3 separate regions of the Mus musculus genome follow, and all the other regions are linked to region 3. A link is a loop called in an ENCODE intact Hi-C map of the cell type or tissue named here. Cell type or tissue: heart. All regions are shown on one strand.

Region 1 (8,000 bases), 130 kb after region 3:
AATAAAAGTGTCATCCCCCTGCCTTCCCCTTGCTGTACCTCAGTCTTCTCCACTCCAAATTCAGTGGCCATAATTTCTCTTAGCCTGAGAATAGGAGCATGGCACCTGAGCATTCAGAAAGGATCAGCCACTGTTTCTCTGGATAGAACTTTCCAGAAGAAAGAGCTGCTGTGGACCCGGATAACTTCAGCACTGCACTCCCTCACCACATTCCTCCAGTGACATTCACTTGAGACTGAGCTCTGCAGGCACATTCCTCAGATAGGAACTGAGTCAGAACAGTGGATGAGAGGGAGGGGGGTCCACACTTCCCCAGCCCCAGAATGGTCAGAGCCCAGCATCACAGGACCTTGCTAGCTGTGTAGAGACTCCCCCAGCAGAGGCACAAGTCAGTGAGCAAAGACAGGAGCTAAAAGTGTAGACAGGGCTGGGACCTCAGGAGCCATGTGGCCAGGATGAAGAATAGCAGGGGTCTCTGTCCCAGCCTTGCCACTGGGGCCACTAGGGCAGCCTTGACCCTGGAGGAGCAGGCATGTGGGGGGAGGACAAGAGCTTTGGGCAGCCAATGGAGAGCCTCCAGAGTTGAAGGGTTCCATAGCTCCTAGGGAACCTAGGCAAGAGCTATGCATATGAAATTTAGAACTAGCTGGGCCTCAGCCCTTTTGTGGATCTTTCCTAGATCCTTCAAGGAATACCCAGATATGGCTAAGACCCAACATTTTACAAAGGCTTTTTGTTGTTGTTGTTTTGTTTTTTGGTTTTTGGTTTTTGTTTTTGTTTTGTTTTGTTTTTTGAGACAGGGTTTCTCTGTGTAGCCCTGGCTGTCCTGGAACTCACTTTGTAGACCAGGCTGGTCTCGAACTCAGAAATCCACCTGCCTCTGCCTCCCGAGTGCTGGGATTAAAGGCGTGTGCCACCATGCCCGGCTCTACAAAGGCTTTTCTTGTTATCATCTTATTTAACTCATAGCTGTCACTATTATTTCTATTGTTATATACAATTTATTTAATGTGTGTGCATGTGTGTACATGTGCAAGTGTGTGCGCGAGCATGCACGCATGTACATGCTATGGCATGCAAGTAGAGGTTAGAGGACAACCTGTGGGAGTCAGTTTTCTCTTCCCACTGTGTAGATGCAGGAGATGGAACTCAGGAGGTCAGGCTTGGCAGCAGACATCTTTACCTGCTGAGACATCTCTTCAAACCTATCACCACCATTTTATGAGTTAAGAATGGAGCCTCGGTGAATTCTCATACACAATGGCAGATTGAGAATACAAACAGTCCCAGGATGACCTGTATTCTCTTTCATTTAACCACTTTGCTCCTGCCTCCCAATAGGGAAGGGTCGTTGTCCTCTCTGTGTCCCTGTGCCTTGCTGTTCTGCACAGGGAGATCTCACACCCACCTACCCACGATCTCTGTGTCCTGCTATGGGTTGGTGGAGGCAGGGGGGGGAGGGGGGAGTCCTGGGAGGGGAAGGCACAGCAGCTGTGTCTCTCCCTCTCTCCTCTGGCCTGGTGGCTGGACCTGGGGCGGCTCCTCGGGAAGCCACAGGGGAGCTGAGCACGTACTAGCTATTTTCTCGGATGAGTTATAATTTTCCTTCATTTCCCCTTCAAAACACGCTAATTAAACGGACATTGTTGAAACAGCCGATTGAGATTCAAAAGCGAGTTCCTTTTCTAAAGCGCGTCCTTTTTCTAAAAAACATCCTCATTTCTGGGAGGCAATTGTATGCATTGTGTGAGCTGGGCAGGGACACACACGTGCACATACACGTGCACTTGTGTGCGTGCATACGCTCTCTCTCTCTCTCTCTCTCTCACACACACACACACACATACACATGGGAGCACATTTAAGCTTGATGCAGGTGCACTCAGGTTCACCCCACATCCTGGGCCTTTTTTATATTTGATTTAGTGTTGCCAGAATACATGTGCCCCTCCCCCTCTTTCAACACTTTGTAGCAGGATGGCCTCAAATTTGCAATCCTCCTGACTCATGGCCAGTGCTTCTAGAATGGTCTGCTTGTATTTCCCATCTTCCTTCTTTCCTCCCTTCCTCTCTCCCCTCCCCTCTCTTCCCTCCTCCTTTCTTTCCTATCTTACTCCCTTCCCACCCTGGCCCACCATCATCCCCATCTGTCTCTAAGAGTCCTGGCCTTGTATGTTGTAAGCCTAGGGAACAGACAGGCCTGCCCTCCACCCAGTGGTCTGTTTAGTCACTCCAATCATAGGCCTTCAACCCTCAAGTGCTGAAGACCTACTTGGTGGCATCTGTCCTTCCTTGGGACCGGACTGACGGATGGCCCAGGAATAACCAAGCTGACCTATCCTTTAGCTCATCAGCAGAATGAGCAAGAAGGCTGGTAGAGTTGAGTTGACTGCCAGGGGGCCATCGGAGGGTCTGTAATCTGGATCAGCCTTGGTCAGAAGCCCCTCCTATCAGAAGTCATCCAGCTGCGTTTCACACCTCTGGAGATGGGCATCTTATTTCCACTGAGGCAGTGGGTCGTGAAAGTTCTCATTTGACCCGAGCAGGGGCCTGGTGGTCCACAGGGCAGATCCTCAGCAAACCAAAGCAGAGCTGGGAGCACACATCTTAAGTACCTGCTGGATCCGTATGTGACTGATAGTCCACCACAGATAACTGCCCTGTTTCCCAACCCTGGATGCTCAGATGAGCCAGGCAGAACCCTGCCTTGGTGGTCCTGCCTAACCCGCCGAGTCAACAGCAAGGGATGCTACCCGGGGCCACTCCCATAGCTCCTTGTATCCTTGAGCCTGAGCCTGCCAGGGTGCTTTGCCCACACAATAGGTGCTTTGGTCAGGTGGGGAGATGGAGAGGCAGGGAAAGGAAAAGGAGATGAGAGACAGAGTGAGAGGGACCAGGGGACAGAGTCAGACATCAGAGTGAGAGGGGCCAGGGGACAGAGTCAGACATCGTCCTCCTTAGCAGCACTTAGCCCAACTGTTTAGAGATCAGAGGTGGCCAGGCTCAGGGGAAGCCATAAATCTCAATTAGCCATCAGCCCCACTTTGCAGGCCTCCTTGAGTCAACAGACAGAATTTCATTGGTTGGGCCCAGACTCCCAGAGGGCACACTGATAAAAAGCCACTTCTTCTAGTCATGAAACCCAGTTCCTCTGTGTCCCTCCCCCCTGCCACTACCTGGGGTCAGGTTTCTGAGAGAGTCAAGGGGCCTGTGTAGGAACAGCAAGGCACAACCTGGGAGGCCTTCTGAGCCCAGGAGAAGGTCAACAACATGCCTAAGGACCCTAAAGTCACTCTGTGGTCCCTTAGCCCATGACCTGACAGCTCTGAGAGAGGCTCTATGGGATCCCACTGTGCTGAGAGCCCCCTCCTTCTCCATGAGTGCTCTGGAGAGCCCCCCAAGAGCCCTGTTCTGCTGCCCAGAATACAAGAAAATGTAGCCAAGGTAGATTGAGCACAGGGCTACCTGGATTATGGGCCTGAGTTAGTGGAGCCATACTCCTCCACAAAGGCCTTCCCTGTGGAAGTAGAGGATGCTCGTCCTATCCCCTCCCCCCATGCAGTAAGCAGGAGCCACACACTGTACTTGGCCAAGTGTTCCTGCTTGTCCCTTGGTGACTCTGGGTCCAAGTAACCTTCGCCCTCCTTAACTTTGTGGTCTCCCCTGAAGTCCAACCAGTATAAAGAAAGCTCTTAGAAACTCCAGAGCAACTGGAGGCCTTCCCAGGGAGGGTGGGGACATCTGTGCTCTCTCCAGCCTCTGTGCCCACTGATAGATGACACTCTCAGTATCTCCACCCATCACTTTGGCCTCCCCCAGTAGTGACTGGCAGTACCTTTATATCCTCTGAGCCCTCTCTTCCATATGCTGAGACCTGGTAACTCCTTTTCAGAGGAGCCTTTCCTTGCTGCATTTCCCTTCAGCCACCTTATAGTCAGCTTCTTCTAAATGCCCTAGGCCTGTTCTGTCCTCTTCCTGCTAGCGTGCAAGTTTCGCCCAAGGCCCAGCCTTTTGGTCCAGCTGCTCCCAGTGCCCAATACAAGCATGGCTTACTAGTGATTAGGCTGGCAAAGGTGGGCACTTCATTCCAAGATTCCAATGGGCAGCTGTCTGGGATGCATTGTTGAAAATTATCTTGATATATACCCCAGTTCAGCAGAAAGCACACAGAACTGGAGACCAGCAGTGTGCTATTTCCACCTGTGGCCCCCACTCTGAAGCCATCATCTCCATATGCATAAAACCACAGCAGTGACAAATGGTTGAGAGCTGGCTTGACACAGGTGGGCTTGTCTTGTGCCTTTGCTCAGAGCCGTGTGTGGTAGTGTGCAGTCCAGGGAGACACAGCCCAAAGAGGTCTGCGTATGGCATACAAGAAATAACAGTATAAGCTCAGAACCTGAAACTTAAAAATCCCATGCTTGATTTCCCCTTCCTGCAGGTCAGGAGTCCATGAATGGCTTGGCTGGTCTTAGTTTTGTGTCTCCCATTACCCCCGGGGTGGCTGAAGGGTGGTTTCATCCTCAGCAGGAGACGCTCATCGGGAGGGAACCTTCCCATGCTCCGTAGTGGCGTAGAGAAGCCACTTCCTTAGGATTATAGAATTGATGGCTGTTGCTTCTTCGAAGTCCATGGGAAAGAGAAGGAGGGGAAGGAAGGGGTAGACAAGGAGGAAATTGTGGGGAAATGGGGGAAAGAAGGAAAGGGTGGGGGAGGGGGGAGAAGGAAGAGAGGAAGGATGGGGAAGGAGTGACGACAGCGTCTGCTGTTTTGAATCTGGTTTCTAGACTCTTTCCAAATGCTTTCCTGATTGGCAGTGGCAATGCACACCTTTAATCCTAGCACTCGGGACACTGAGACAGGCAGATCTCTGAGTTTGAGACTAACCTGGTCTACAGAGGCAGGACAGCCATGGCTACACAGAGAAACCCCGTCTCAAGAAAAGGAAAAAAAAAAAAAGTTTGCCTGATTGCAGGCCTACTTGTAATCTCCTTTGTGCTAATTTAAATTCAGTGGATTAGAAAGAAACTTTATCTGTTAATCAGAGATAAACCACCCTGGAAGAGAGGTCCTGTCCTGGAGGCCTTGCTTGCACAGCCCTGCTGTGGGAATGATGTCTATGAAATCTCTTTTCAATTCATTTATTTTATGACGAAGGTAGGGGCCCGAGAGTCACGTGTTGGTATCCCTGCTGACCTTCCAACCTGGAATCCCTTCCCAACTCACTCTTCCCAGTCCCAGAGAGTCTCTGGATTCCTTCCATACTTGACACCCTTTTCTGCCCCAGGGCCTTTGCACAAATTGTTCTTGCCTTTTGGAACACACCCTCAGCCTCACCTTGTCTTCTTTCAGGACTCAGCTTGAATGCCACTCTCCTGGTGATGACAGGCCTGTCAGACCAAGTGGGGGCTGTCCCCACCTGCTGCCATGGCTCCAGGCACCCCGCTCTTCACTTTATGTGCACGTATCCCTTTCTTCTCCCTGCTAGCTTTCACACCATGCCGTACAGTCTGTGTGATCTCTGTCTAGAGGAAATTTTCTATCCATCACCGCTGTAAAGTTCTGTGGATGCTACACAGAGGGCAAGGTTCCAAAGGCACACCCCACTCCATCCCCCAGATGTGGGAGTCTGTGAGAAGCCAGACAGGCCTCTCTAGACACGCAGGAGTGAGCGGATAGGACACAGGGCCTCTAAGAGCTAGCACGGAGCCAGTCTATGATGAGAGCACCATGCAGAGTGATTTAAGGAGCCATGGGGGGCAAAACAAGGGTGCCTTGGCATGAGCCGCAGCTGTGGGCAGAAGGCCCACAAGGAGGGGCCGCTGAGTCACACTGAAGCAAAGATGTCATCTTGTCACCTTGTGCTGGGAAGCAGCTCCCTCCCAACCTGAGCATCCAGGTGAGAGCCCAGCCCAACCAACACCCCTGAGGACACCTGATGAGACTCTGACTGAACCAGAGACTTCCAGAACTGAAGTGGTACAGTTGTTTTGTTTATTTTTGTTTTCTTTATAGAGATGCAGTCATACTCGGTGGCCTAAACTGGCCTGGAACTATCTAACTCAGGCTGGCTTCCAATTGACAGCAATCTCCTGCCTCAGCTTTTCAAATGGTAGGATTATAGGTATGAGCCACCACACCCCAGTGATGTGTTCTTTTAAGCCTCTGAATGTGTGGGAACTTGCAACCCAGCCACGCCCCCTCAACTCACCCTCACCCTGAGCTGGAATCCAATTCAGCTGAGTTAGAAATTTCCTCTTCACAAGTAAGGAGTTAAGCTCAGAGACATTGGTAAGCTGCCTATGGTCACACAGGCTGTAAGTGCATGTGCCACATCCTTAGCAACAACTGATTTACCCTACATGTAATGAATGTAACATAAAAACTAGGAGTAAATCAATTAAGTTTCTGTTTTTAAAACCACACCTTTAATCCCTGTAGAGGTAGGCAGATCCTATGACTTGGAGATTAGTCTGGACTACATACCTAGTTCAAGGCCAGCCAAAACTACACAGTGTGAGCCTAACTCAAAACAAACAACAAAGATAGAGGGTGTGGAGGTTTGAACAGGTTTGGCCCTCATAGATTCATGTGTGTAAATGCTTGGCCCGAAGGAAGTGGCACTATTAGGAGGTATGGTCTTATTAGAGGAAGTGTGTCACTGTGGAGGTGGGCTTTGGGGTCCCCTGGGATTAGGTTCCACCCAGTGTGGAAGATTGCCTCCTTCTGGCTGTCTTCAGCTCAAGATGTAGAACTCTCAGCTCCTTCTCCAGCACAATGTCTGCCTGCACGCTGCCATGCTTCCCACCACGGTGATAATGGACTGAACCTCTGAGACTGTAAGCCAGCCCCGATTAAATGTTTGCCTTTATTATAAGAGTGGCCTTGGTCATGGAATCGCTTCACAGCAATGAGGATGCTCAGTGGGTACAGTCTTTTCACCTACTGAGGTGAACTGAGTCCAGTCTCCGGGACCCACATGGTGAAGGAGAGAACCAACGTTCATAAGCAATCTTCTGACCTCCACACATTCACTGTGCCATATGTGCACACACACACAATAAATGCATGTATACGTAGGGGGGACCTATGGGACCTGTGCTCTCAGTCTAGGGCAGGGCAGGGTTGAGACTGTGGCTGGCCTAGCCCATTGGCCTCTTCCTGCCCCTCCAGTCCTAAGCAAACTGTGCTGACTCTGACCTCTCCTGGATTCCTGGATCCGAGGCTACACCAAGCTCGGGGTCGCACTGGATCACCAAGGTCTCAACTCCACATGGCCTCAGTACTAGAGGTGCTGTTCCCACCTGGATGCAGTGAAGAGCCTGGTGCCCCACACTGTAGGACCACCAGCCTCCCTTACTTCCTGTTCTTCTACCCATAGCCTCATTAGACCCTGGCCCAAAACTCTGTCCCTGTTGCTGTCTGAAGGACAGAGTCATCAAGAGGCTGGCTGCCATCTCTGCCCATTCTCCACCACCATTATTAGACCAGGACCAGCATGCCTCAAAGTTCCCTGAACCATTATTCACATTGTCTGAGGCTGACCTCTGGCTGTACATATGGTGCACTATAAGAACCAGCGTCATGGAATGGGTACAAGTGTTTACCACCAAGCCCGACCACCTGAGTTAAGTCCATCCCAGAGACCATGGGATGGAGGGAGAGAATTGACTCTTACAAGATGTCATGTGACCTTTGCACTCATGCCCATATATACAAGCATACACATACACAACATGAGACATCCCACAGCCTGCCTAGGGGGGCTGTACATCTCAGCTTCTGAGGAGGAGATGGGCCCCTGATATCTTCCTAGGGGCCATAGCACAGGGCAGGGAAGCCCCTGGCATTTGTCTAGCCTGATGTCAGTTGGAGAGCTTAAAAGCTATCTGCCCCAGAGGAATGGACACCAAGGGAGAGGAAGATCCTGGAACAAAGGAGGGAATGTCCTGTGAGACTGACAGGGTGGCTCACATCTGGGAAGAAACACATTACCAGGC
Region 2 (8,000 bases), 470 kb after region 3:
TTTGGGGGGGGCGGTGCTTCCTTTTCAAACCACTGTAATGGTGGGACAAAGGCATGGTGGCAGCAGCAGTTCAGAGCTCTCTTCTAAGGAAGCAGAGGGAACAAAGCCCACCCCGTCCCAGCAATTATAGCAAACGCTTCCTCCAGAGTGGCTCATGCGAGACTCCAGCCACCTGCCTCAGCCCTGCGTCTGTGGCTTAAGAGGCGTAAGGGTCCCAGTGGGCAGGGTCTGCTGACTGGGGAGGCCCTTCTCATGGACTCCCTGCTACATATGAGTGGGGTAAGGTGGGGTTGGGACACTCAGGATAAGCCCAGCCTCCCAGTCAGCTCCTCACCAGGCTGACACTCAGTCAGCTGCTGTCTCGGGCACTTCACTGGGGCTTCAGTAACCTCGGATGACTACTCAGAGTGGACCCTAAACACTGTCACTGAGAGAGCAGTAGTCTAGTGATGTGTGGCTGCCATCCTGTTTGTCCTTGGTAATATTGTCCTATGGTGCTGTCTCCTCTTACAGGGCCTCATTGTGTTCAGGGAAATTGAGGGAGGGAGTTGTAGGCTAGCTGCCCTCTTGTCCTGAGAGTGCAGATATTCTGACCTGAAGACATGACATCCCCTGGGAACAGCACATGGAACCAGGTGATGACAAAGAGGACAGGGTACGATACCAAAAAAATATTCTGAATGGCAAAAGAGAGATGGTGACCATGGGCTCTGGCGAGGAGGGAGGAGAGGAAAACAGAAGCTAACTAAGTAGGGCTGGCTAGGGCAGTTGGAACCCTGTTGCTTCTGGCTGGGCACGGGCCTTGCATATCTCTGGATGTGGCCACTGACACCCCTGAAGAAGCACCAGAGACTACCCCCAATTTGTGTGGCCCTAGGATGAGCCTGAGCCATGAATAGTCCCCATGCTAGGTCTTTGGAGGCAAGCAGAGAGCCCCTTAGGCAGGACCTTCTCTCAGGCATTCCTCTCCTGAACAGAGGTAGAGCCATGGATGGCGACTTGAGGTAGCCTGTAGGAGGTGCCTTCTTGGCTGGGGGAACTTGGTAACCCTCCTTTGCTGATGTTTCGGGAGCCCTCCTCCCAACACGGTCATGTAACAGGTAGGAAAGCAGAAAGGGGGCTGGGGGAGGGGAGCCATTTGGGCAGTGACCCTGAGGCTCTCCAGCTTGCCTGAGAAGGAGTCAGGACAGTAGCTGCATGCATCTTAGAGATGCATGGGTGCATGCATGTCCACATTGCCTGTGCACTGTAGCACAGCTCATAGCAACTGTAAATGTCTTACTTGGTTGGCTCTGTGTACACGTTGCTGTCCCTCCTTAGGCTCCTGATCTATGGAGAGTACTGTAGCCACATGGAACACGCTCAGAGTACACTGAACCAGCTCCTCGCCAGCCGAGAGGACTTCAGGCAGAAAGTGGAGGTAACAAAGCATCCTGGTACCCTGACTTGGTGCAGCTGGCTAGCTGAGACCTAAGGGACAAACCAACTTCCCTCAATACCGGTCTTTGGTTTTGTGGCTATTCCCCTATTTTGTTGGGCGATTGCCAGAATACTTGTCCCAACACAGCCTAAGACTTAGGGGCTGTGGAGGCCTGGACAAATCCATCACAGTAAGTGACACTTGACCTTAAACTCTGCTGAGGTCCTATCAGACCTTAGCAGGCCTAGGTGACTTTCATGATACACTGGGCCTCCTTCCCTTGCCTAGGTTTGCCTACCTCTGTCAGCTTGTGCTTGAGCGCCTTCCTGGCTCTTCCTCACCTCTGGGTCCAGGAGTGAGTGCCCTTTCCTGTGTGGTTAGGAAAGCTCTGTCTCAGCGCTCCAGCTTAAGTGCTGGTAGCATGTAATGCTTGTTTCTACTGTCCCTGAACCGCAGGGGATCCTAGCTATCCTCACAGCCTTGTATGAGCCCCCTCCCCACTTGGCCTCTCAGGGAGCACATGGCAGATCCATGGGCCATGTTCTGCAAGGCCCAGCCCCCTCAGGCACTGTTGTGCAATGTGGTGCCTCAGATCCCAGGGTCCCATCATGTTCTGGGATGTGAGGGGTGGTGACACCAACTTCATGCATAATCTAGAAGACCGAGGATCCAGCTCTGAGGTCTCTTTCTCTGTGTGGCTGGCAGTGGGGCATGAGTTCTCCCAGAAGAGTAATACCCTTTATCCACTCGCTTCTCTCTCTCCAGGAGTGCACACTCAGGGTTCAGGATGGCAAGTTCAAGCTGCAAGACCTGCTGGTGGTGCCCATGCAACGGGTGCTGAAGTACCACCTGCTGCTCAAGGTGAGGCTAGCAGCCTGCTCATCATGCCCTCTGTCACACTGGGCTCTGATGGCATGGGCTTGGACCCACAGGCAGGGTGGCACACACTGATGAATGAGCCCATGTTCAGTACATACCATGAAGGGGTATCCTGGCATCTGGAAGGAAAATTATGAATAAGTTAAGACCATTAGGAAAGTGGGAAGAGACAGGACAGCACCCACGGACCAGGAAGAGGAGAGGAGAGCTGCTATGCTTGACTGCTTCATCACTGAGGCCTTGCACAGTTGTCTACTATGTAAGGGATCCCATGTGTGTTGGAGTTGGACAGATGGACTTGCACTTGAGCTGGTGGGTGGCTTTGTCCTGAGACCTTGAGGGCTCACCCTAGCTTCCCTCTCACTCCCCTAGGAGCTCCTGAGCCATTCTGCAGACCGACCAGAAAGACAACAGCTCAAAGAAGCCCTGGAAGCCATGCAGGTAAGTAAGAGAGGCAGAGCGGGGAGTCCCCAGACCAGTGTGCACACACTCCTGGATCCAGACTGAGCTCCTTGGTAACACTGACAGGACACTGCGGTTGGGCTTAGACTTACATGATGGTGGAAGGAGCAGCAGGCTAGGCTGCTTGCACCATGTGTCCAAAGTCCCCAACTTCACTTGCCTGCAGTTGCCCTGTCCCCACACTGTATTTTCAAGTGTCCACTGGGGTCATCAATGGTTTTTGGGTGCCAGCTCTATCCTGGGGTACCTCTTTTCCTCCTGGGCATCTGCTGATGAAGGTCTGTCCCATGCCCATGCCCTGTCACTCACTGGAAGGTCCCTTTTCACGTGCTGGCTTTGAAGGCCCCTGCCCAGCCATTCTATGCCTCATGTATGGCCGTCCACTGCCCTCAGAAGCTCGTCTGTGTTCTGCTCAGAAACCTTTGTGGCTTCTGCTGTTCTCTGAATCAGGCCAGGGTCATTGAAGATGTGTGTAACAGGAACGCCTCAGATTCCGGGGAAGCCTGGCCATGCTCAGATTCCTGGGCATGCTCTATTCTTTCCCACCCCAAGGTGTGCTCAGGACATGTCCTCTTCCTCACTTAATCTGCCTGCATCCCACTCATCTTGTCTTTGCCATGAACTTGACACAGTCCAAGAAAGTCACCTTCCAGACTCCTTAGCCAAGGGACTGTCAGGCTACCCCACAGTCATACCTGTGCCTCTCATAGACACCTGTCTTAGACAAGGTGAAATGCCTGACACAGGCTAGGTCCCTTTGGCATTGCAGTGTTATAGAAGCAGTGAGTTCCAGCCTTGACTTCTGACCCCTGACCCCTGAGTCCTCTGGTCCATGGTCCCCTTCTTTTCCCAAGACACACCTTGTTTGAAGAGGAAGGTGCTGCAGTCTAACTCCCACACAGGATCAGGGGGAGGACGCTGGCTCTCAAAGCTACCTGCTCTCTGAGAGCAGACTTCATGCAGCTGGAAAAGTTTGCATCAGTTTTGAATGGACTTAAATGTGGGTGCCATGGCTGACATGGGGACCTCTGGCTGGCGCCCCTGGGGAACTGAGGTCACCGCAGCAGAGGGACCACCACATCTTCCCACTGCAGACACAATTCAGTGTCAGCCATTCCTGGAGCATGTGACTCATACTGCAGGTGTACCCTGAACCCAAGCCTGGCCAGTGTGTGGCTTCGGGTCCCTTTGTGGCAAAGTACCCTGAGGTTATATAGCTCCTGACATTCCAAAGAGGGTTTGTGACTCTGTGTTCTTCTTTTCACGGGAGGCTCTTCAAACTGCAAAGTTTAGAAGGCGGCCTGGTTTGCTTTCTGTTACTGTGATGAACAACCACGATCAAAAGCAACTTAGGGGAGGAAAAGTTTTATTTTAGATTATATTCCCAGGTCACAGTCTGTCATGAAGGGAAATCAGGGAAAGAATTCAAGGCAGAAACCATGGAAGAAGGCTGCTTACTGTCTCACTTTCTGGAGCGCTTAGCTAGCTCTCTTCTATAGCCTAGGATTGGCGCCACCTCCAGTGGGCAGTTCCCTCTCTCCTCCATCGTCAGTCAGGACAATCTCTCAGACATGGCCACACAAGACCGTGTGATCAATGCAGTTCTCTAACTGAAGTGCCCTCAGTGAAAACTAATACAGCAGGGAATCTAAAAGCCTTTAATGTCCCCAATGCAAAGCAGAAAACCATTCATCCAGCCAGTGTCTGGGCTGTCACTGCCCTGGAGCTAAGCTTTCCTCAGGGTTGCAGTACACACTCCATGCAACTCTGTTAGCTGGCTGCTTTGCCTCCGGAGCTCTACTGTCTCTGTGGGAATCTCCTTCCCAGACGTGCACTTCTGTGACTCCTGCCAGGGTGCACAGGGCCACACACGCTCAGATCTGTCGCTGCTGTTGATTTAGAACAAAACCCACCCTTTATAAACTGTGGCTTCTGGTAGGGAGCTGCCAGTAGCAAGGTTTGTAGGCTGGCCCTTGAAGTGATCCCAGAAGCAAGAGAGGCCATAAGGGAGGTAGGAACTGGCTCCAGGATGTGGGTCTGGCTTTTGTGTGCCGGGGATTTCCTCTCTGCTCTGCTTTCTGGGTAGGATCCCTGCTGTTCTGTCCCAGCCGCCCCTGGGCATTGCTTCCAGACCATTTCAAACTTTCTGAAGCAAAGTGAGCACTGCCCCCTGGTGACTGACTAGAGGATTGCAGTACTATGTAGGGCTCATACCTTCCCCCCACTCCATCTCCCCCAGCCACTTACAGAATACCCAGGCTCTTCAGGGAAGGTGGGACAGGGGCTTCGTGAGAGCAGAAAGGTCTAAACAGTGGCTGTGTGTGACCCACTGTGGCTTATCCATGCTGGGCTGCATCTCCATTCTGACACAGAAGGCCTTCTGAGTGAGGGGAACCTGGATTTGGGGGTTCCCAGCACCCTCTTCAGCATAGTGTGTACTCTGGGTTCAAATGTTGTGTTCTTCACCTTATTCCTTCCTGGTTCCCTGTGTGTGGTGGTTTTTACTCCCATAGCCCAGAGTTGGAGTGGCCCCAGGCAAGATGGAGGAAGAGTGTGGAATGACCAGCTGGGCTAGGAAGGGGCTGGGAGGTCACCCCGTGTGTGACTCAGTGCCCTGATCCTGTCTTGATTTCCAGGACTTGGCCATGTACATCAATGAAGTGAAGCGGGACAAGGAGACCTTGAAGAAGATTAGCGAGTTCCAGTGCTCCATAGAAAACCTGGTAAGCCGTGGCTGCCTGCGAAGCCTGCCGGGAGTAGGAGGGAGGTCGGGCAGTATCAGCCTTCATCCAGTTCTACCTACTGTGCGGATGAGGTCATCCACGTGTAGGGCTCAGGAGATGGATGTCCTATTGACAGCCTGGCTCTCTTTCTCCCTTCCCAGCCTGAACCCCAGGCTGTGGCGACCAGAGGCAGGACGCTTCGTCTGCTCTGTGGCCCTCCTGTTTCCCTGTCCTCAGGGTGGGCAGTGGGCAGGGTTCGGCTTGGGGGTGGGGCCACGGTCATCTCAACCTGAGAGCTGGCCCTCAGCTTGCCCCTTGTCTAGGAATCAGACTGGGGGCTGTCAGTCAGGGTTGGCCCTCTCTCAGGCATACTCCGGGGAGAAGAGATGAGCTGTTCCTGGACTCAGCCCTGCTTGGCCCCATGTTGGGTCTAGGTCTCTCTGTGTTGGGGTGTTCTGCAATAGGAGACCTTAAGCACGCCCTTGCCCCCACCCATCGGATGCTAATAGCGCCCTCAACCCCAAGTGATGACTGCTCCTCCAAATGCCGTCTGATTCCCAGAGTCATTTTGATATTGAACCATTGATTTTTTTCCCCGCTCAAACATCCCCTCTTCTTGGAGATTTTCCTGGAGAGCTTGGCGAAGTAGAAACCTGGAAGCCCGATATCTAGGCTGGCATACCCATCTTCATCTCCAGAGGAACCCTCTACAGAGCTGGCTGGCTCATCAGAGGGCAAGGAGAACTGCCAAGCAGTGTCTGATGAGTGCTCTGTCTACATGTGTGCTTGCACGCCAGAAGAGGGCGTCAGACCCGGGACAGATGGTTGTGAGCCACCATGTGGTTGCTGGGAATCAAACTCAGAGCCTCTTAACCGCTGGGCCATCTCTCCAGCCCATTCTTATGTGTCATGAGTGTGACCTGAAGCATGAACATTTGTGGGGTTCAGACCATTTGCCAGTCATCCCTGCTTTCTGATCACTGCACAGTTAACACACTGCTTTTGAACACAGGGGAGTTTGCTTTGGTGTTGTGAGTCATGTTTGCTCTTTAAATGACAAGGAATGGGATGTGAGTGTGGTTTAGTTGGCAGAGTGCTTGCCTTTCATGCACAGGGCCCTGAGTAAACTGGACTCAGGGGCACTAACTGTAATCCAGCATCGGGGGCAGGGGAGGAGGAAGGCGGAGGCAGGAGGATCAGCGTTGTCTTTGGCCACACAGCATCCAGGCCAGTGTGGGATACTCCAGGCCCTATCTCACAAAGAACGGTGATCCATGGATCTCGGTGTTTCTGGTATATGACAGCCAAGCTGCATGCAGTCTTGGTGCTGTCTCTAGGAGAAGGCACCTGGATTTATATGTCCTGTGTGATGGGGACAAAGGGGCATAGCAGAGTCCCCGAGCAGATGTGAATCATGCTCTGTGTCAGGCCAAGGCCAGCCTCTGTCATACTGAAGTCAGACCTAGGAGTTTTCACAGAGTACAGGGACCAGGCCTCCAGGCCCATGTGACCACCCACAGGCATAGCCACTTCCCCTGGAACCCGACCTCTGCCTTCTCCTGAATAGACTTGTCCCTTGAAGAGGATACAGAGGACAGTGGAAAGGCAGATCTCTCTGTATTAAACAGAACAGAGAGGCACAGTCCAAGCAGAAGCGGAAATGGAGACTTGATGGCCAGTGGTGGCGGGGCTGGGCATAGATTGCTTTCTGTGGAGGATGAACCCGGCTGGACCCCGCCTGTGGTTGCCGCTCAGTCCAGTGGTGCTGCTTGCTTGCTTTATTTGCTCTCTTAGGGCTGGACCTCTGGCTTTTCCTACAGCTCCGGGTTCCACACAAGGGCCGCCTGTGAGCATGACCAGACCATCAATTGCCCTTTGTTCCCAGGGCTCAAGGGAGTCCCCATTGTGGCCCCCTGAGAGGGGACAGGCTTGGCTCATTCATGGGCTACCCAGTCACCGTAGGCACATTTTCCTAGATCACACCTGGGTCTTTCTGTCCTGCCCTGGGCATGCCTACTTTTCTCCCTGTCTAGCAATGCAGAGGTTGTCCACCCTTGGACTAACAGTCCTTGCCTTTCCAGCAAGTGAAGCTGGAGGAATTTGGGAGGCCAAAGATTGACGGGGAGCTTAAAGTCCGGTCCATAGTCAACCACACCAAGCAAGACAGGTGAGTGGGGTGATGTTCGGCACCCCATCCCCCTTTAGCCTGGGGACCCCACTCCTAGGAGGCCTGAGACAGACCCTCCTGTGGGAAGAAGGACAGCAAGGCAGGCGCCATGCAGCTGTTTAAATCACTTCCTTTCCTCTCTCCACAATTCCTCTGTGTCTGTCACACAGCAATAGCCACAAAAGGGCACTGCCCTGCCTGTGGTGGGCTGTGAGCTGGCCTGGGAGTCGAAGCTGGGACACAGAGAGGTCTGGCCTCTGGGGAGCTCCTTGCCCAGTGGGAGTAGATAGGCAGGTGTGGGCGGAGTCAGGACAAGTCAGCCGTCTAGGAAACGTCACAACAGACTTGG
Region 3 (8,000 bases):
GCAATTTCTCTAAAATTACCATGTAGACAGGCTGGCTTTAGACCCACAGAGATCTGCCTGCTTCTGCCTCCCGACTACTAGGATTAAAAGTGTGTGCCACCACACTTGGCTGTAACCTAGTATTTATTATGTAGAATTAATATATGCTAGTAAACACTAAACAAAAACCGCCTGGCCTAGTTCCTGGTGGCTCCAACAGGACCTGAAGTAGGTATTGTATAATGACCACACCCCATAATACATTTTTAAACCTAAGAATGGTTTTAGGTTTGCTGAAGACTTGCTGTCAACAGAGATTCTGCACGTTCCTAGTGTCTCCCTCCCTCCAGGCCCCTTCCTTCCTCCCTCTCTCCTCCCTTCATCCTCCCATCCCTCCTCCTCCTGCCTCAGGCTCTCCCCTCTGTCTCATCTTTAACACATCCCTTAACTGAGGTAGTACTGACAGTTTGTGATCATGTCACATTTACTCACCATATCTCTTTGGGTTTCTCAGAACATCTCTTTTAAAGACCTTAAGCTGCCTAGAGGGCCCCATGTGGGGTTCATCTGATGCATTCCTCCTGGTCAGTTTCTGCTCTGCCTCCGTCTGTCAGAAGTATAGTGCTGCCTATCTGGTTCTACTGGGGCCTAGGCAGAGAGAGCCTTGGGCTGATTTGTTGTTGTTGTTGTTGTTATTGTTATTGTTGTTTTGTTTTGTTTTTTTAAAGAAAGGCTCTTGGTATGTATAGCTCAGCCAGGCCTCAAAACTGGGATGTGGTGCTCCTGCCTTGGCCTCCTGAGTGAAGGAATTACAGGAGTCTTCCACCATGCCCAGCTTGTACTGGGACTGCTGCTTCAGACTTCTGGGACTCTTAGTGAGAGCCTCACACGAGCCTCCGGGGAAGTCACCGTGCAGGCCCCACGCTCAGGCACAAACGGAAGCTTCCACTCAATATCTGCTGAGGGCGGCAAAGTTTGTTTGGAATTTCCCTTCCTCTTTCCTTCTCTTTGTTTATTTATTCAATCATTTATTTACATGAGCACAGCCTTGTGGATTTCAAACTTCTAGCTACAATCCAATTACTGCATTATTCTGGCATGACCCTCTTGACCTCCGCTGGTTCACCCTCCCCTCTGCCAAGCCACCAGGCAGCTGTCTTGCCCTTCAGAAGGCTCACTCCTATGACACAGGCTAACCATGTCCTCCCTCCACCTCCACCCTGGAAGACCCTCACCTCCTGTGTGCAGTGGGTTGCCTCATGATGCCAAAAGCCTCTGAGGTGCTGACAAGAGCCCACTGACCCTGGATAGCCCAGAATAACTTTACTGCTCTACAAAAGAACCCTGGCTTTCACCAACTCTGCCTTCCTCTCAGCGGAGCCCCCAAGAACACTCAAAGAAGGGCTCTCCTTGATCTTCCCATCGTGTGAAGCATTTAGGATGTTTCCATGTATGTTTAGGGTGCCCCTAACCCCGCCCATTTATTGCTGAGCAGCATGGCATGGTACGGGGGGGGGGGGGAGTGTCATCAAAGGACATCTTTGTCACTTCTAGCTTAGAGTTATTAGGGAAAGGTGTTATCAGTGTTCCCTGGCAAGGTTTGTGGTAGATATAAGTTTTCAAGCCTGCAGGGTGCATGGCATGGATGGTGACTGCTGGACCATCTTCAGCCCTCAAAACCTGTTTGCCTCAGGCCTACATCATCCAGTGGGACTACTGGAAGCCTCTGGTGGCAACAGCCTCTCTTCTTTCTGAATCCTCAAGTGCATCTTGGGAATTTAGAGTGTGTAACACACACACCTACACACACACACACACACACACACACACACACACACACACACACACACCAAGGCCTGCAGCATCAGGACAGTGGCTACTGCAGCTGTGCGTCTTGCCTATCCTGAAGCCTCCTGCACTCCTTCCGTCCATCTCCATGTTTGACTCTGAACAGACCCAGCCTTGGGCTGTGGGCTCTGAGTGTGTAGCTCCATCCCCAGAGCTGTGAGGTCCACCAAGGCTGGCCTACGCCTGATTTCATCCAGAGCACCGGCCTGGGAGCAGAGGCCTGCCAGCTGCCAGCTGCCAGCTGACCCATAGTGATCCTTTCTCTTGGACAATTTCTAGTCTGAGCTCTTGGATAACTATCCTTGTGATTGTGTCCCATAGGATACAGTAACTGTGCCAGGTCTGACAGCACCCACAGGTGGGAGTCTGAAGCCAGGGAAACAATATTGTCTGCTTTCATGAGCTGGGCTTGAGTCCCAGACCTGGCTTCCTGACTCTCACACCAGGGCATGGGGTACTACTGCCCCCTACACAAGCTGGACCACACACTGACAGCTGCTGACAATAGGAAGACAGATAGAAAGTGATGCTCCAGCCATCTGCTCCAGAGGACAGGGCTCCCTCATCTTTCAGCACCTAGGACATTGGAGCTGGTTTCTTATTGTGGGTCTGACAGCATCAGTCACACCACTTAATGGTGACAAGGCCAGGAGGAAAGCAACCTAGAGTCTTAGGGATTCCGGTCGATGATGCCTTCCTGTCCAGGAGGGACAGATAAAGCCCCCTCAGGATGGGACCCGAGCCTAGGAAATGTCCAGACAGAGAGCCAATAGATGGAAAGATGGATGGACAGATGTATGGATGGTTGAGTGAACATATGGAAGAGTAGAAGAACAGCTGGGTAGACAGTGGGCGAGCATTTGGATAAACAGAAAGATAGATGAGCAGAAGGTGGCAAGAACATTGCATAAATGGATGAAAGAAGGGAGAGAGGAAAAAAGAGGGGGAAGGACAGGGGTGAGAGATAAAAGGAGGGCCAGAAGGGAGGGAGAAAGAAGAAGAGGGGAAGGAGGGGGAAGAGAGGGAGAGAAAAGAGACACAAGGGACAGAGGGAGGGAGATAGAGGGAAGGAAGGAGAGAGGGAGGAAAGCAAAGGGGAGTGAGAGATAAAGGGAAAATAGAAGGGAGGGACAGGGGAAGAGAGGGAAATGGAGGAAAAGAAAGGGAAGAAGGGATGGAGGGAGTGAGAGAGGGAAAGGAGAGGGGGAAAGGGAAGGAAGGGGAAGAGGGGGAGAGGGAGGAAAAGAGGGAAGAAGGGAGTGAGGGAGAGAGAGGGAGAAAAAGGGAGGGAGAGATAACAAGGATATAGAGAGGGAGAGGGGAGGGGGGAAGGGGAGGGAGGGGAAGACAGGAAGAGAAAAGAGAGGGAAGAAGGGATGGATGGAGGCAGGGGGAGAGAAGGAGAGAAGCTATAGTTTCCTCACAGCTCCAAGCTTTCCTCTTACTTGACCTCCTCAGGCAGCTCTGACACTCACTGTTCACCTTTGAGGGTGCATTGGTGCCAGTAGAGTTGCCTTCTTCCAGTAAGCAAGGGATGGTGCCTTTTCCTGGGACCTGGGCCCTCAGCCCCAGTCTTCAAGGTGGGTCTCAAGGCTGGTATCTGAATCCAAACTGCCCTACCTCAGTGCCAGCATTAGAGCCTCTTTACAGCAGTGGTACCTGAAGATCTTCTCCCACGTGACCAGGACTCTTGATATCAGGGCCCTGGGCATGGGGATCCTGTCCTTAGCAGAGATGGGGAAATAGACCCAAGGTTTGCCTCTGCTGCCAATCAAGCACTGGTGATAGGAGCCTAACCTTGCGCATTCCCCAGGTCCTGGTGAATGTTCCAGATGCTACAACCCTGCCGAGCCCTGCTCTTGTCAGCATGGTGAATTGTCTGCCTTGGGACTAGGAGTATTCTAATCATGGGGGGATAGAGTATATTGCAGAGCACAAGGCCTTAGGAGGAACCAGAAGGTCCTGGAAGGAATCAGCCTTGTGCAAATATCTCCAGCAGGGGGCAGTGCTACCCTACATTTGAGAACTGCTGCTGCTGCGGTCAATCTTGGGCCACCCAGGACAGCCTCCACAGCCTCAGACTTTTCATCCATATTAGCACAGCACTCCAGGTAGCTTCTTTGCCCCCAGGGTTCTTCAAGTACTGGCAAGCTGGGCCTTCATCTTCAAGCCCTCAGAGCTTCTCCTGGCATTTCTGAGGGCCTCTGCATCAGCTGACCGTCTGCTTCACTCTCTGGAGTCAGCCAGGATGCACTCCCCTCTGAGCTGCCACCTCTCTTGACTCCCTCAATGCTCTGACCCCCTACCTGCCCGACTTTCCTGACACACATTAGCACTTGCATGGCACTGCTGTCCTCAGGCCCTGAGACAAGGCTAGCCCCATTTGCTCCAAGATGTGCCCACTATACTACCACCACTACACACACTCACGTTAGCACTATTGCTTGCTGATGGGTAGGTCTGTTCTTTCCTTCCCCTTGGCTCCTGGTACTGGGCATAAGACCAGAGAAAGAAAACGGGGGCTTGGTGATATTCCATGCAAACATCATGTGTCCCCAGACCTGAGGCCCTACCCCCACCCTGGCCTCTCAGGTTACACAGGCCTAGAGGCTGGCTCAGCCTGCCGCTGCCTGATTCTACTGCTGATAAACTTATCAAGCCCAGCATCTCTGGTCCAGAGGGACTGCCCTGAGCAGGCATTGCCATGGCAACCAGAGGCAGCAAGGAGGCCTTAGACCAGGTTGCCAAGTGATGCCGGCAAGCAGCCTGGGTCTACTCAGCTGGTGGAGCACTCTGCAGTCCTATGTCCCTGGAGGTGATCAGACCCATGTGCCACCCCAGGGAGACCCCACCCAGACTGGCCTCCCTCAGTGCCTTCTCATCCCGTTAACCGTGGGTCACTAAAACCCAGCACCAAGGGCCCTGAGAACTGTCCTTTCTACAGTTGTTGTCCCCTTGCTCTCTGCCCTAACCTGAAGCCTCTCACAGGGTCCCTTGTCCTTTCTGACTTCTGTAGAAGGGTTAGGACCAACAGAGGACCGACCTAGCTTGTAACGCACGGTGAGTCAGCACCAAGTACAGAAGCCAAGTGGCCACTCCTCAGAGATGACCCTCTTTCCAGACCAAGGAGCGGGCCAGCTTGAGCCTTGGGCACAAAAATTAAATCACAAAAGGGCTGAAGTGGGCTGGCAGAGGGCTGGACTCACGCAGAGGCATCAGGTAGACAGCTCAGCAATTCAGAGACCCTCCAGGTCCCCTACCTTTGGACTGCCAAAAGTCCACATTGAACCTGGGGCTGACACTGGCTCTAGCCAGGGGAAGGCCTGGCTCAGGACAAAGACCCTCTGAGTAAAGAAGAGAAACTGTACCTTGCAAAGTCTCACTAACTGGGGACCTGTGGAAGGAAGGCTATTTCAGGGAACCGAAGTTTTTTGTTTTGGGGTTTTGTTTTTTTCCTCTGTGCCTGAGGAAGTGGGAACAGCAGTATGAAGTCTGGGCTCAGCTTCCCGTTGCCCTCTGCAGCCAAGGGGGAAATACACAGGGTATTTCAGTGAAACGTATGAAGTGTACTGTGACAGAACGCTCCTAGCCTGGGAAATCAGCAGACTGGCTCTGCAGGCTGCTGGCCACAGCTAGAAACAGTTGTCCAACATCACAAGGCCCCTCGGGTCCCATTGCTCCCAGCCTCAGACTAGTACCCAGTTTCTCCCAGGAGTGAACCCATCAGCAGAGAGGGGCGTGAGATGACAGGGCAGTGTCACCAAACTTGGGGTCAGATGAAGCCCGACCTGCAGACAGCACGGAGACAAAGGGCATTTATCACAAGATGGCACAGATGGGGCATTGTTAACCTGTAATTAATCGGGCAGTTAGATGACATCACGTATCTGAGTCCCTCCGTGTGAACCTCCTGCCCACTCTAGCTAGCACAGAAGTAGAAGCTGGGTGCAGGAAAGCCAGGGCTGGGCAGGTAGCAACACAGATTGGGGATGGCTCTGTGCAGGCCTCAAAGGGGCCCCAGGGGAGAGCTTCACAGCACAGCAGACATGGAAGAGAAGACCCTCCCAAGGAAGCTGGGGACTGGAGCTGACCACAGGACCTCCCACTCCCACTGCCCCAGAAGTCTGCAACCCCCCAGATCGGACTCCCCAACACAGGACAGATGAGAACCGAATGGAGATATATTTTGAAACGCTCATATTTGTCTCTCCTCTCATGTTGTTGTTTCTTTTCTATAATCCTGAGACTGCTGTTCATCAACCCCCCGGCGTCTGCACCACAATGTCCCAGTGAGTAGTTCCGTGGGGAGTCAGTTCACAGTCAGAGGCCGGCAGGCAGGCAGGCAGGCAGGCACCGAGGACAGAGCAGGGCTGTTCAAATCACCAAGAAGGGGAAGGAAACCCTGCCCGTGCGGCCCCCCTCCCACCGAAGGAAGTGTCTGTCTGTGCTGTTCTCACGCCTTCAGCCGCCTGGTAAGCGCCTCCTCTGCTGTCTCAGCGTCAGGGTGTCCCAACAGTTTTTGACACTCAAAGCAGAAACAAAATAGGTCCCCCACCATGCCATCCAGTTTACATGAGGGATAAAATTACATTTGTACAAAAATAGATTCATTTACCCTTCCCGGTGCGTTAAACATTCCTCTATCTTTACTCCCTGCGGACGCGGCCTCCTCCCCATGGTGGCCGCACATCCCAGCTAAGGCATGGCTAGAGTTCAGGGCACTCCAGCCCTGAAGCATCTGAAAATAGATGCATCCCCTGCCTCCAGAGAGTCCCCAGAGCCCGACTTCCCCACAGAAGGGGACCTCAGGTCCTTGCTCACGAGAAGCAAATGTACAGGAAAATGGGAAAGTCTTGATTAAAAAGAACACAAAACACCAGTAACTGTGCCGCATCTCCCGTCGTCAGTGGGCAGTCTCTGTATAGCACATGTGTTCACACCATACACGTGTGCATGGAGACCCGGTCACAAGCCCCAGTTCTACAACGGGGACAGCAGATGACTAGCCATTGGTTGCCTGCTTTCGCCAGGTATCCTGGGATGCCAGGGGAGGGGGGCTGGGTGTCTCTTGGCACTGTCACCAAGTTGCCCAGGATCCTGGGGATGCTGTAATTTGGAAAATTGAGGGCGTGGGGGCCAAATTCCCCCAGTGACTGTTTCAGGGTGACACAGGCCAGCAGCTGCCACAGGCCCTGTGGTCATCTTCGTTTCTCGGCCACAGGAGCCCCAGATGAATCTCCAAGCAGGGTGGTGACACACATGAGGAATATGGCCCAGAAGCTGCAATGTGGAAGTCACATGACCATTGGTGGCAACAATCCAATCAGGTTGAGGTGGGGATGGGCGCAGGGTGGCTAATGAGCTGATGTTAGAGCTATCTTTAGAAAATTAAAGATTGTTCCACCAAAATAATAACAATAATAATTACAATCACCTTAATTGAGCCAAATTGGTAACACGACTGAAGGTCTGGTTAAATGAAGCTCCAATTTTCTCCTTAGTGACACCACGCCCACACCACCATTGCAAACAAGCAACACTGCCCCCATGACAGTGACAATGAGGCCAAAGGAGCAGGAAGCTCACCAGGGAATCTATAGTGACAAGCAGTGGCAGGTAAGGCTATGTGGGCCAGTGGGGCTTTCGGCCAAGGCCCCAGTGCCTGACAGCCAGCCAAGCCCAGACATGGCTCAGCCCCAGGACTTCCTCTGCTGGAGCCACTGTGCATTCTCTGTGGCTCAGAGGGACAGGGTACAGTGTGGAATGGGGCTGGCATGAACAATGGAAGAGGGGGGTCTGCAGAAGGCACGGTGCTGGGTATGGACTAGGGAATCCGCTCCTCCGCCTGATGCTACTAGCCCCAAAGGCTGTACGGATTTTCTAGCAAAGCCTAGGAAAGGGGCAGCCAGCGGGTCCTGGGAACCGTGCTGTCTCCACGGTCAGCTCCCATGCCACTACATGGAGAGAAGGGATACAGGGAAGATGTTTCTGGAATCTTTTATGGGTGCCTCTGCCGGTTATGGTTTAGGATTTTGAAAAGATGGAAAAGCAATGTGTCCTTCCCCGCAGAGCCCAGGAAACTGGACCCTCCCACCCACCACCTCTAGGTCCAATCCCCTAGGTGGTCTGTTTTGTGAGGACCTTCTCCCTCCTACCTCATGGGAGACCAGCTA

Evidence for each region. A loop is a pair of places that touch in the nucleus more often than their neighbours do. Peaks named below come from ENCODE experiments on the same cell type or tissue, not always from the same donor. Only the 100,000 strongest peaks of a DNase experiment are listed, where the experiment ranks them.
Region 1: a loop joins it to region 3, with 2.1 times the contacts of the local background. A loop is called at or near these places in 2 of 42 quality-filtered maps.
Region 2: a loop joins it to region 3, with 4 times the contacts of the local background. A loop is called at or near these places in 19 of 42 quality-filtered maps.

Annotation. Positions count from the first base shown.
Region 1 is chr2:27,629,282-27,637,281 of GRCm38, reverse strand. No RefSeq gene overlaps it. Among named protein-coding and RNA genes, the nearest start is that of Rxra, 44 kb to the left of the region's middle. In heart, no CTCF peak of the experiment used is centred here; no DNase peak of the experiment used is centred here; H3K4me3 peaks cover 371 bases; H3K27ac peaks cover 1,737 bases.
Region 2 is chr2:27,286,090-27,294,089 of GRCm38, reverse strand. Vav2 (vav 2 oncogene) reads left to right here. Exons shown (of 28, transcript NM_009500.2): 9 at 1,321-1,420; 10 at 2,186-2,281; 11 at 2,672-2,740; 12 at 5,398-5,484; 13 at 7,566-7,651. Among named protein-coding and RNA genes, the nearest start is that of Sardh, 43 kb to the right of the region's middle. In heart, a CTCF peak has its summit at 4,935 (motif pointing left); a DNase peak (open chromatin) is centred at 4,829; H3K27ac peaks cover 737 bases.
Region 3 is chr2:27,760,948-27,768,947 of GRCm38, reverse strand. Rxra (retinoid X receptor alpha) reads right to left here. Exons shown (of 10, transcript NM_011305.3): 10 at 5,629-8,000. Among named protein-coding and RNA genes, the nearest start is that of Gm39777, 73 kb to the left of the region's middle. In heart, a CTCF peak has its summit at 3,812 (motif pointing right); DNase peaks (open chromatin) are centred at 3,837, 4,397, 5,828, 6,247 and 2 weaker places; H3K27ac peaks cover 950 bases; H3K27me3 peaks cover 2,406 bases.